Regions from separate parts of the Mus musculus genome. Here region 2 is linked to region 1. Evidence: chromatin contacts called from ENCODE Hi-C or POLR2A ChIA-PET data. All regions are on one chromosome and are shown on one strand. The core of a region is the stretch at or near the end of the contact, and the rest is flanking DNA. Distances in the headings are between cores, read along the strand shown. Region 1 holds the start of Trim6 (tripartite motif-containing 6). Region 2 holds the start of Trim34b (tripartite motif-containing 34B).

Region 1 (6,576 bases), core at 2,149-4,648:
TTGAACTCTGGTCCTCCGAAAAAGCAGCCAGTGCTTTCAAACCGCTGAGCCATCTCTCCAACTTCTAAATAAAATATTTTTAAAAGATCTTATCTTCCCATTATCTTGGGGATAGTGATGTTAAAGGCAGATACTTTGTGCCCTAGAAGAAAAGCACTCCATCTAAGATTGAAAATAAAACAACAACAAAACAAATCTAACTCTGAGACCATCTTATTCACACCATCCTGGATAATGAATAAGCAATGAAACTAGCTCCTTGCAGGAAAAGCTCCAGGAAGCTTTGGAACGGTTGAATATAGAACAGAAAATGGTCAAAAGGATGAAAGTTGGTGCCATAAAGATCTTCTGAAAGGCAAAATTTGGCTCCAGAAAAATAGTTTTATTTCTTTATCTGTCTATTTGTTTTCTGAGATAGGGCCTCACTCTGAAAGCCCGTGCTGTCTCAAATTCCCAGCAGTCCTTCTGACTCAGCCACCCAAGTGCTGGCATCACAGGCATAAGTCAACACGTGTGGATCCTTGGAGTAGCTTCAATGAAGTAGGCTAGAAGCCAGTTCTGTCTGATACCAGCATATAAGCTTCTTAATTAACTATGTAGCTGTAACAATATAAATGTAATAGTTTCTTTTTTAAAAAATGTTTTATTTATATATCAGTACTCTGTAGCTGTCTTCAGACATACAAGAAGAGTGCATCACATCCCATTACAGATGGTTAGGAGCCACCATGTGGTTTCTGGGAATTGAACTCAGGACATTTCTGGAAGACCAATCAGTGCTCTTAACCTCTGAGCCATCTCTCCAGCCGCCCTCTCCCCCCTCCCCCTCCCACACCTGATGTAATAGTTTCCTGACCAGCAGGCTGATCTGCAAACACACTTGGAGTAGCCTGCTTTATTACTCCATCCCCTGTTCCTGTTTTCTTTAGGGACAACTAAATGAATTGGAGAGGTGCTAGAATACATCTCTAGCCTCTGCCCTGCAGTGAACTAAAGAGGGAAGTAGGAGACAGAGGTCTGGGGACACATGGTACAAAACAAGGTGAAAGGCAGGCAGAGCTCATGTTCTTCATAGAGAGAGCAAAGTCATGTTCTCCAAGGAGAAGGGGACTCCTGGCCCTGTGGAGACTGAAGAGAGTTTGAGTGCAAAGAGAATAAGGAAAGGGTCCACCTTCAGTTCACACTGCAGGTCTTGGAATAGGTCATTTACCTCCCTGTAGGTTATAAGCCTATAAGGGATAAATTTCACTCACTCCATAGCACAAGGGAGCAGGGCTTTAAAAATCTTCTCTGCGGGGTCATGAGTTGACTTCTGCCCTAGTCTGAATCATCCAGCTACTTGTGCTATTGTGCTAAATAGGTTTCAATGAGTTCTAGACTTCTCAACCTCCTGTACCTCTACAGCAGCTACCTCTGTTTATTCTTACTCAGACTTCCTGGCTGGCTCAATTCTTCAAGGCTAAGAGTTGTATGCATGACTCAGGAGCAAAGCCCCATGATTTCCTTCAAGGATAATGGAACAGAAGAGAAGAGACGCTACAATTCAACAAGCATGGTGGTTTATTCCTTTAATCCGAGCAATCAGGAATGCAGAGGCAGGCAGATCTCTGAGTTCAAGGCCAGCCTGGTCTACAAAGGCATTCTAGGGCAGCCAGGGCAGTTATACAAAGAAACCTTGTCCAAACAAACAAACCAAACAAACAAAGTTACAATTCTGAGAACTGATTTGGAATTTAAAGAGACAATCCAGAGAACCCCCAACCATGATACCAGCAGGCAAACTCAGGCTCCATAGCAATTTTGTGTAACAGAACAACCAAGTCTGGAGTAATCAAAGGAGTGTAAGAACACAGAAATCTTGAAGAACCACACATTCAGAGATCCTCTCATCCCACATTCCCTGTCTTTGAGATCTTACCAAATTCTTCCTCCATATGATGGTGCCACCTATTTGTGCTGTCTATAAATCTCTTTTAGGAGCTAATCCCATTGGCAGAGTGTTTGCCCGGACGCACAAAGCCTGGGTTCAATGCTCAACACTGGATCAGCTGGGGCAAGGGGATGCACGCTTGCAATACCGCCACCACCACAGAAGCAGAATCTGGACCATTCTCAGCTACACAGCAAGTTTGAAATCAGCCTGGGAGAAATATGCATGTCACATCACCCTGTCTCAAAACCAAATAAACCTTACCCTTGTATGTTAGACATTGAGCGTCCCATCTTCTCTGCTCTGTTTTTCTATGATTCTTAAGAATGCTTGCACCAGCCAGGCGTGGTGGCACACACCTTTAATCCTAGCACTTGGGAGGCAGAGGCAGGCGGATTTCTGAGTTTGAGGCCAGGCTGGTCTACAAAGTGAGTTCCAGGACAGCCAGGGCTACAGAGAAACCCTGTCTTGAAAAACCAGAAAAAAAAAAAAAAAAAAAAAGGAATGCTTGCACCATGTTTTCCCATCCTCACTCCAAACATCTATTCCTGACTTGACTTTTCATTTTGTGTTTTAAGTTTTTCGAGGCAAAAACACTCTGTAGCCCAGGCTGGTTTAAATTTATGAGTAATCCTCCTGCCTCAGTCTCCTAATGCTGAATTACAATTGTGAGTCAGCCCAGTTCACAGGCTCATGCAGGTAAGGCAAACAATTTACTGCTGAGCCACTTCCTACTCCACCCCCAGCTCCTCCCCAAAGTCTTTCCCCCTCCCCCCATCTTCTGAGATCAGTTGGGTTGTCAGTCTCCCAAACCAGGAAGTTTGGCATTCTTTTCTTTTCACAGTAGCCCTGCCTTTAATAACTTACAGTCTAGGGGTTAGAGAGGTGGCTCAGTGGTTAAGAGCACCGACTGCTTTTCCTGAGTAGTTCAGTTCAATTCCCAGCAATCACATGGTGGCTCACAACCATCTGTAATAGGAATTCGATGCCCTTTTCTGATGTGTCTGAAGACAGCAACAGTGTACTTATATACATAAAATAAATAAATAAATCTTAAAAACAAACAAACAAACAAAAAACCCAAAACCCTTACAGTCCAGTTCCAGTCCAGTTCAGTTTGCATATGTAAATGTATAAGTACTTCAGTATAAAAGTAGTCTTTTGGTTCCATGCGTTAAAATTAGAGATACACACAGGTAATTTAAAGTTGGCAGATTTTTGTAATCCATCAAATGCAGTCACCTTTTAATTGTATGGCTAGACCTTTTATTCTTTAGACATTTCAATATATTGATAGTGAGAACAGGTGTATTAAACACTTGCATACGGTAGAAAGCCTAAGTCTCTAATGATGATGTTCTTAAAGACTGTTCCATAGACTTGTCTAGGGCATCTTCGCATTTCTGACCCGGGGTTTGGTCCCAGCCAGCACAGGGGTCAGCCCCGCCTCCTCCGCCAGGCCCGCCCCTTTTTCCTGGAGTCCGGCTTTAGTACTGGAAGGAGCCGTCTCCTTGGCTGCAAGTCCTCGGCACTGATCCAGGCACGGATTCCAGATTGGTGAGCAAACCCATTTTCTGACCAGTCGTTGCTGTCCCACTGGTGTGTAGAGTCTGTGCTGCCTTACTATTTGTGTTGGGGCTCACGCGTGCAAGAAGAGTTGCGGGACTGCCTCTTTGAGTTTCCTTGAGTTTGGGAAGCATTGGAGAGGCATGTTCGCGGCTAGGAATAGGCAGTATTCCTATAGCCCTAAGCGGGAAACGGGCGTTGAACCTGGATTTTGGAGGCAAAGGCACACTGCTCTGGGAGATTCCCGTTCGGAGTCCCGAGTGGATTCAGAGGTCAACATCTCCTCCCCCAGCTCCAGGAAGTAGGTTTATTCCCCCCAACCCCCAACCCCCTCCCAAGCAGGCCCGGCTTCTTCCAGGAAGAGTTGGGAGATGAGCTACTCTACCTGCCCCGACCCGGTCTACACCGGCTGCAACCAGTCGGAGCTAGGAGCCCTAGGGCCTCTCCAGAGGAAGCCGAGGCAAGCTGGGCGGAGTTAGGAACAGACCCCAGCCAGGATTTCTGGCCCTCGGAATTAGGCTTCCGGACGTGCTCTGGAGAAGTTTGCCTACCGGGTACTCTTCATCTGCGGACCTTCTCTGGGGGTGCCTACCGCCCCGTTACTCTGCTGAGTCACTTCTGACGGAGGCAGGCCGAGACAGTGAGGTGATTTATTGTGAATAACTTGGCTGAGATAGGGAGCATTGAATTTATGTATTCTAAAAGTATGTATGTAAACTCAATTTTTTTTCAGATATATCCTTCTATAACCCAAGCTACCCTATCGCTAACCATCTTCTTGATTCCAACCCTCTTCTCTGGTGTTACGATTACAGGCCTGAGCTACCGACACAGCAAAGGGACATTTATTTTATCAGTCATTTGAGAAAAATAGGTGTTACAGCTAGTTATGTTGCGTGTGTTTCAGTACAGGACCTGAAAATTGGATGCCGTATGTCCCCAGTCTGTTTATTTAGCCTCTGAGCTTTAACATTAAAAAAAAAAATTTATTTATTATTATACATAAGTACAATGTAGCTGTCTTCAGACACACCAGAAGAGGGCATCAGATCTCATTACTGGTGGTTGTGAGCCACCATGTGCTTGCTGGGGTTTGAACTCAGGACCTTCGGAAGAGCAGTCAGTGCTCTTACCCACTGAGCCGTCTCCTTAACATTTTTTTAATATGTAGCGTGGACAGAGCAATACAATGGGTGGATTCTAGAGTTTTGGTGAACGTTTACTGGGGCAGAGGTCGAAAAACAGCAAACCACCGGGCATGGCAAATTCTCAAACAAGGTTATTATGGGCAAACTCTATGCCTAACTTTTAAAATATGCATTATCAAGCCAGTTTTGGAAATAATATGCTAAGAAGTTGGGGTGTGTGGCTCAGTTGGTACGGTGCTTGTACAAAGTCCTGGATTGGATCCTCAGCATCAAAGAAAGGTAGAAGAGCTGGGGTGATGCTCTAGGGTTCTTGGGGAGTGAGTGGGTGGGGTGGGGTGGGACAAGGTGTAAAATACCAGTACTTGTGGCGTGGAGGCAGGGGAGTCCAAAGTTTAAGGTCACCCTCAGCTACATAGTGAGTTGCTGACAAGGTTGGGCTGCTTATGAACATGTCTCAGAACAAAAAAACGTAAAGGGGTAATAATAAAAGTGTTAAATTTGCTTTATGGTATGTTTAAAAAAAGAATATGACCTCTACTTGTTATGTCTACACAAATTAAAATATAAAGGCTTTAACATTAGGGATTACAAGTGAGATACCACAAGTTTAATAATTGCACAAAATATAATCTACCTTTAAAAACGTAATAGATTATTTAACACTGACTAGAAGAAGATAAAAATATATAGAGAGTAGTGTTTTAGGAATTTCTGAGCCAGGTGGTGGTGGCCCACGTCTTAAATCCCAGCACTTGGGAGGCAGAGGCAGGCGGATTTCTGAGTTTGAGGCCAGCCTGGCCTACAGAGTGAGTTCCAGGACAGCCAAGGGCTACACAGAGAAACCCTGTCTCAAAAAAACCAAAAAAAAAAAAAAAAAAAAGGAATTTCTGGTGTCAACAATCTTTTAAATGTGTAATGAATGATTCTTTGAAAGTAAACTCAGAAATGCTTAAAGCTAATTATATTCAAGTTTTATGTTCACTTAGTTGCTATTAAATAAATTCCAGATAGTAGATCAAGTTGGAATATAATCCTGCATAAAGATAAAAGGAAACATTAGCCAGGAATGCTTGCCGAGCAGAAGTAGACGCAGATGGTTGTCTGTGAGTTCGAGGCCAGCCTAGTCTATAACAAGTTTTTCTTCTTCCCCCTCCCTCTCTTGAGTCCCCACGCAGCCTTGCCCACAGCGGTGCCTGGGTATTACTGATTTTTATCCTGAAGGCCGTTCTGGAACCTACATGAGCTTCTGTTCTGACAGGTACTTCAGATCTGAGGATCAGTCTGTATTTTGGCCCTCCTTTCGCCTTTCCAGATTTTTCCAGCCCTAAATTGTATCTACCTGGCAAAGGTCAGTGCTAAAGCACCCTGACTGCCCTGCAAATCTTTTTCATTTCTGAGGTCCTTCACAGAGTTCCAGTTCAGGCCAGTGACTTTGTTCTGCCTCTAGTGTAGCTCTCTGATCTTTTAAAAATGTGTTGGTTTGGTTCTTTTGTGTTTGTGTGTGTGTGTGTGTGTGTGTGTGTGTGTGTGTGTGTGAGAGAGAGAGAGAGAGATTGCGTGAGTATATATGTGCCATGTGCATGCAGGAGCTCTTGTGTGTGATTATGTGAGTGCCACATGCATGCAGAAGCTCACGGAGGCCAGCCGAGGGCATTCAGTTCACGGGAACACCCCAGTTAAAGACAGTTGTGAGCTGCCGTGTGGGTGCTTAGAGCCAAACCCAGGTCCTCTTACCGCTGAGCCATCTCTCCAGCCCCTGTTCTTCTGGTTTAACTGGACTTCCCAGCCCTGGAGTCTTTCTCTTTTATTTGATACTAATTTGATCTTCTCCTCCAGAGCCGTCAGACTATCCTAGTCTAAAATAGAAGAAACACCAATTCCTTTGTTTGCATACAAGAAGTGTTATCTAATATGTCCCATCAGAATAAGAAG
Region 2 (6,576 bases), core at 1,100-3,599, 110 kb after region 1:
CTGGTGTCCTCACCTGGCTTAGGCCTTATTGATCATTCTTGCTTGCATCTTTGCACTAAAAGTTATATCAGTTCTTTTTTTTTTTTTTTTTTTTTTTTTTTTTTTTTTTTTTTTTTTGCTTACTCAGAGATAGTAAACAAGAGTTAGGTATTGCTCTGGACAGAGCCTAGGTGTTCTTGGTAAGATATTGATCCTGAATATTTTCCATGTTAGGCTAATATATGGGCATTTTGCATCTTCATAGATGGTTTAAACACCCGCCCGCCATTGTCCAGTACTTTCACTTTTCAGAATTCACCACATCTCCTTTTTCTGAATCTGCACTGCAATGCTAGAGAGTTTAGTCATGGCCAAACACAAAAGATAATTAAGGTCTCTCTCTCTCTCTTAATTAAAAATGTCAATGGAAATAAAGCGTGTTTTGGCATAAAAAAGCATACTAAGCACCCATTTGATATTTATCTAATATGAAATAAATCTACATGCTTATACTCCAGCTAGGAATGAAAATAAGAAGAACTAAGTAGCTTATAGACTATGCAGCTTTTGTTTTCAGAGTAAGCAAACGGTTCAATATAATCTCTTTTACTTTATTTTGTTTTGGGTTTTGGTTTTTGGAAACAGGGTTTCTTGGTGTAGCCCTCCATGTCCTGAAACTAGCTTTGTAGACCCAACTGGCCTTGAACTTAGAGATTTACCTGCTTCGGCCTCCCAACTGCTGGGGTTAAAGGTATATGGCACCACCTCCTGGCTTTCAGTAGGATCATAAGGAAGTTGAAGCTTTAACACAGATGGGCTTTCCTTAAATCTGAGAGGAAGATGTTCCGGAGGAGCTACAGAGAAAGGAACAGGAGGTGGGTGGGCTTGGAATGATGCTGCAGAGAGAATATGGCTGGGGGGTCTCCAAGGTAAAGAGAGGGCTAGGAAGAGACCGCATCCTAATGCCTTCGGATTCTTGCTGTCATCAGAGAAAGAATCCAGAGACGAGGCTATGTGAGGAGTGGGAGGACGTTTTATGACAGAGCAAGTACAGGTCTGGTGCAGGTTGATAATGCCCTCACTTAGGAGGTGTAGGCAGGACAATCAGAAGTTAGGTCCAGGCCAGCCTTGCTTATCCAGCCAGTTTGACACCTGGCCGGGGCTACATGAGACCTTGTCTCAAAAATACAAATTAAAAGAAATAATAAAGAAGAAGAAAAACGAGAATGAGAGAGAACTCAAGGGTGCCACGTGTGTGTGACTTCAGAGGTCAAAAGGGGGTTTCAAATCGTGTAGATTAGAAGTTACGAATGTTTTGAGTCAGCATGCAGGTTCTGGGAACTGAACTTGGATGCTCCGGAAGAGCAACATGAGTCTCTAACCACTGAACCATCTCTCCAGACATCATAGTGATGTTTAAACTTTTCTTTTTATTATTTACCAATCAACTGTAGGTTGAACATCATCTTTTAATGTTCATTAGCTTTTATTAACTTTTAAAAATAACATCTTTGGTTCTTTTAATTTGTGTGTACTTATACAACTTGTACTGATCATATGCATTTACCTCTCTCACTCTTTTGACTCTTTTGGCCCAGAACTTGTCAGTCCTGTTTACCCTTTCAAAGGACTGTCATGCTGGCCCTTTTTATGCCTTTAGTTTCCAGCTCACTAATTTCACCTCTTGTTTCTTTCTACTAATTTTTGGTATCAGCTCTTGTCCATATTAAGATCTTTATTTGAAATACATGATTTATTTTTTTAAAAATTCATTTTATTTTTGATTTTTCAAGACAGGGTTTCTCTGTGTAGCTTGACTGTAGATCATGCTGGCCTCAAACTCACAGAGATCATCCTACCTCTGGCTCCCTAGTGCTGCGATTAAAGGTCTTTGACACCATTGCCCAGCTGTTTTGTTTTGTGGTGTTTTTTGTTTTGTTTCGTTTTAATAATGGAAGCCAGAAAACACACCCCTAAACCTGCCAGGTCCCAATCAAAGTCATTGTCCCAACACTGTACTGCATGGCCAACTACTAGGACGAAAAGTGAGACTTGGTCCATTACCAGTGTGCTATGGAGGTTCCCAGTCTTCTGTTGTTGGACTGCACTTCTGCACAGTGCTCAGGCCTGTTTTACCTGTGTTTTCTGTTCCTTCTGCCTTCTCTTTCCTGTGCCACCACTGCATTCTTCATCTGGAGTGTTTCTGTTCCATTTACCAAATTACTGAGGGTTTGTCCTTTGTTGCAGATTCTGTCTAGTAATGGGTGAAAATTGAGAGCTTTCAACCATCATATTATCTACCTTGAAGGATACTTAGTGGCTGTGTTGTCCTGAGTTGCCTTGGAGAACTGACTCACCATTGTTTTAGAATCTGCCTAGCCATCCAGCAGTCCTTAAGAAAGAAGAGCCTCAGAGACTAGGACAGGAAAAGACACAGGGGCAACATAATGGCCTCAACAGGCCCGACGAATATACAGGAGAAGACCACTTGCCCTGTCTGCCAAGAGCTTTTGACCAAAGCCCTGAGTCTAGGCTGTGGCCACCTTGTATGCCAAGCCTGTCTCATCTCGAACAAGAATGCAGTGATCAACCCCAGAGGGAAAAGCAGCTGTCCTGTGTGTGGTACTAGATTCTCGTTGGAAAATCTACAGGCTAATAAACATCTGGCAAATGTAGTAGAGAGACTCGGGGAGGTTAAATTGAAGCCTGACATTGGGACAAAGAGAGATCTCTGTGTACACCATGGAGAGAAGCTCCTTCTCTTCTGTAAGGAGGACAAGAAGGTCATTTGCTGGGTTTGTGAGCGTTCTCAGGAGCATCGTGGTCACCACACATTCCTCTGGGAGGAAGCAGTCAGGGAATGTCAGGTAAGTCCGTGATGGAGGAAGATAGGGCAGAAAGTGATTCTCAGTAAGAAATATAACCTTGCCATCATTCTTGATTCACATTACCACTGGGTTCCTAACGCCTAGAAATGTCTTTTCTTTCCATTTATGTAAAGGGTTGGCCTGCAGTACACACAATCTCTTGATCAAAGAGCAGAAGGTTTCTGGTCCCTTTCCCTTGCATTGTTTGGGTGGGGAATGCTTCCCAAGCCCTGAGTCCACTGCTCCTCTCAGCAAGGCAACTGCAGGTGAACACTGTGAATTGGGTTTGAGGAGAGGGTGGCATTGCTGCATGGTCTGTACTTAGTCTAAGGGAAAACAGTGTGTAGGTGATGACTTTACTCCTCTAGGGATCAAGAATGCATTCATCCACCTCCTTAGACTTTGTTCTATGTTGTAACACTACACATCAACCTCACAGCTTTTATGAACTGGTCTTTTTCTGGGCACAAACTGGTTTCTTTGTTAGTTCACTGTCCAGGTGGAGCGCATGACCGGTATGATTCCTTTCACGCAGGAGAATCTCCAGAAAGCTCTCACGAGGCTGAGGAAGGAGCAGGAGAAGGTGGAGACATTGGAAGCTGACATCAAAGAAGACAGACTTTCCTGGAAGGCAAGAATGGCTTCCTGAGTGATGCTGAGACCTATTTTAGGATGACCTTCTTTGATCTTCATCCAATTAGGCTCTTTGTTTCCTTGTATTCAATATGTCGAAAGCTACCTGACAAGTTACATTTTATGGTTGAGGGATGGGAGCATATCGTTGTAAATACACGTACATATTTAGAATTGAGTGCAGAGATAAACTGTATAATGTCAAAGGCTGGACGAGTCTTTGTTCTTCTCTTTTTTGACAGTTCTGCTAGAAGATACCATGCAAAACAAACAAACAAACAAACAACCCCCCCCCCCAAAAAAAAACAGTTTCCTCTAGGTTTCAAAACCAGGAGTGCTCATGTAGATGTAGGGAGACACGAGTGCCCAAGACATCTGTCCATCTACAATCTGAGCCTCATCCTAGTTTTACATTATTTTTGGATGAGGAGAGGGCTGTTTATTTATTCTTCTTGTTTGAGTTTGTTTGTACTAAAGGGGAAATAGAAGAGAAGAATAGCATCCTCAACTTGCTGTTATATTCCTATGTCTCCCTTGGCTTGAAGTCCTACTTCCACTGACATCTTCCTTCAGCCTGGGAGACTTGTTACATCTTTCTCTCTCCCAATGTCCATTCCTGCAGCGCCAGGTCCAGACTGAGAGACAAAGGATTCAAACAGGCTTTAATCAGCTTAGAAGAATCCTGGACAAGGAGGAACAGAGAGAGCTGAAAAGACTCAGAGAAGAGGAGCAGATGATACTGGACAGCCTGGCGGGGGCAGAGGCTGAGCTGGCTCAACAGAGTCAGTTGGTGGAGGAACTTATCTCGGATCTAGAGCTGCGGCGTGAGTGGTCAGATACAGAGCTGCTGCAGGTAGGAGGAGCAGCTCGCCCCAGGGTGCAGAGACATGTTCTCTTTCCTTCTTGGAGTTAATAACACAGCATTGGATGCAAGTCATGGAAAAGAATATTCTCTTCTCCTTTCTATTTTCCTACCATGGGGAAGCCCTGTGATATTAGCTGGTAGGGTTGGGGGCGATGTTACACACATTTCCCAGGCTGCAGAAGGTACCTTCTAATCCCACCTGCTCTCTTTCTTTTTACATGAGAGTATGTGGAAGTTTGTCAAATGTGTTCTTCGATTTTTCACCATCATTGAGATTGTGTGGTTTTTATTCTTTATTCTATTAATATGGGCTATCACGTTGATTGATGTCTTTATGTTGAACGAAACCTAATATTTGTTCCTGACTATAATGGCCATGGGTTTCCATATTTGTTTTGTGGTTTAATTTGTGTAGCCCTGGCTGTCCTGGAATTCAATCTATAGACCAGGCTGGCTTCGAACTCAGAAATCTGCCCGCCTCTGCCTCCCAAGTGCTGGGATTAAAGGCATGCACCACCACTACTGGTGTGATTTAAATTTTTTAACTACTTTTTAAAAAATTGTATGTGTGTGCATCCATGTATACATGCACATGAGCCACAGCCCACAAGTAGAGATAAAAGGACAGTTTGTGGGAGTTTGTCCTCTTCCTTTTTTTTTTTTCTTTTGCATGTTTGTTTAATTTTTTTTCATTTTTTTATTAGATATTTTCTTCATTTACATTTCACATACTATCCCAAAAGTCCCCTATACCCTCCCCCTGCTCTGCTCCCACTTCTTGGCCCTGGTGTTCCCCTGTACTGGGGCATATAAAATTTCCAAGACCAAGGGGCCTCTCTTTCCATTGATGGCCGACTAGACCATCTTCTGCTACATATGCAGCTAGAGACACGAGCTCTAGGGGTACTGATTAGTTCATATTGTTGTTCCACCTATAGGGTTGCAGACCCCTTCAGCTCCTTGGATACTTTCTCTAGCTTCTCCATTGGGGGCCCTGTGTTCCATCAAATAGATGATTTAGAGCATCCACTTCTGTATTTGCCAGGCACTGACCTAGCCTCAAATGAGACAGCTATATCAGGGTCCTTTCAGCAAAATCTTGCTGGCATATGCTATAGTGTCTGTGTTTGGTGGATGGTTATGGGATGGATCCCTGGGTGGGACAGTCTCTGGATGGTCCATCCTTTCGTCTTAGCTCCAAACTTTGTCTCTGTAACTCCTTCCATGGGTATTTTGTTACCTATTCTAAGGAGGATTTTCTTTTTCTTTTTCTTTTTCTTTTTTTTCTTTTTCTTTTTCTTTTTCTCTTTCTCTTTCATTTCTTTTCTTTTTTTTTTTTTGTTTTATTCGACACAGGGTTTCTCTGTATAGCCCTGGGTGTCCTGGAACTCACTTTGTAGATCAGGGTGGCCTCGAACTCAGAAAACCGCCTGCCTCTGCCTCCCGAGTGGTGGGATTAAAGGCATGCACCACCACACCTAACGAGGATTTTTTAAAAAACGTATATATCTTTTAAAGATTTATTTATTGTATATAAGTACACTGTAGCTGTCTTCAAACACACAAGAAAAGGGCACCAGATCTTATTATGGATGGTTGTGAGCCACCATGTGGTTGCTGGGAATCGAACTCAGGATCTCTGGAAGAGCAGTCAGTGCTCTTAACCACTGTGCCATCTCTCCATCCCCTTGTCCTCTTCTTCTACTGTATGGGACTGAGGGACTGAACTCAAGTCACCAGGCTTGGCAGCAGGCACCTCTTCCTATTGCCCCTCTTGATTGCCCTCTTTGTCCCTCCTTCGTCCCTCCCCTCCCCTTCCCCTCCTTTTCCTTTTTTTTTTTTTTTTTTTTTGTTGAAGATTTATATATGTAAGTACACTGTAGCTGTTTTCAGACACTCCAGAAGAGGGAGTCAGATCTTGTTACAGATGGTTGTAAGCCACCATGTGGTTGCTGGGAATTGAACTCTGGACCTTCGGAAGAACAGTTGGTGCTCTTAACCACTAAGCTATCTCTCCAGCCCTTGACTGATCTTTATCATTTCTGTACCCAAGCACTGTAGTGCCAAGCTGTATCCTCATTCCAGGGATGCTTTGCTTGCTTCGTTTCTTCTCGTGCTGCTTTAACAATTTTGGTGTTGTCTATATTGGTTGGTTCTGTACTTCTGGGAATTTGTTCATCTCTACTTATCTAATTTTTTTTAACACAGTAAACTGGGGTGGGAATCCAGGGT

Evidence for each region. Hi-C counts contacts between places; a loop is a spot of excess contacts on that map. ChIA-PET counts read pairs that join two places held with the same protein, here RNA polymerase II (POLR2A).
Region 2: a loop to region 1 is called in a map of heart, with 2.5 times the contacts of the local background. The contact joins the promoter of Trim34b here to the promoter of Trim6 in region 1. A Hi-C loop is called at or near these places in 4 of 37 maps with a recorded cell type or tissue (heart and left cerebral cortex). POLR2A ChIA-PET finds 5 or more read pairs at or near these places in 2 of 5 experiments (both embryonic stem cell).

What each region holds. Positions count from the first base shown.
Region 1 is chr7:104,215,397-104,221,972 of GRCm38, forward strand. It overlaps Trim6 (tripartite motif-containing 6), which reads left to right and starts at 3,399. Exons shown (of 8, transcript NM_001013616.2): 1 at 3,399-3,487.
Region 2 is chr7:104,327,122-104,333,697 of GRCm38, forward strand. It overlaps Trim34b (tripartite motif-containing 34B), which reads left to right and starts at 2,350. Exons shown (of 7, transcript NM_001243916.1): 1 at 2,350-2,846; 2 at 3,382-3,477; 3 at 4,102-4,332. The coding sequence starts at 2,427.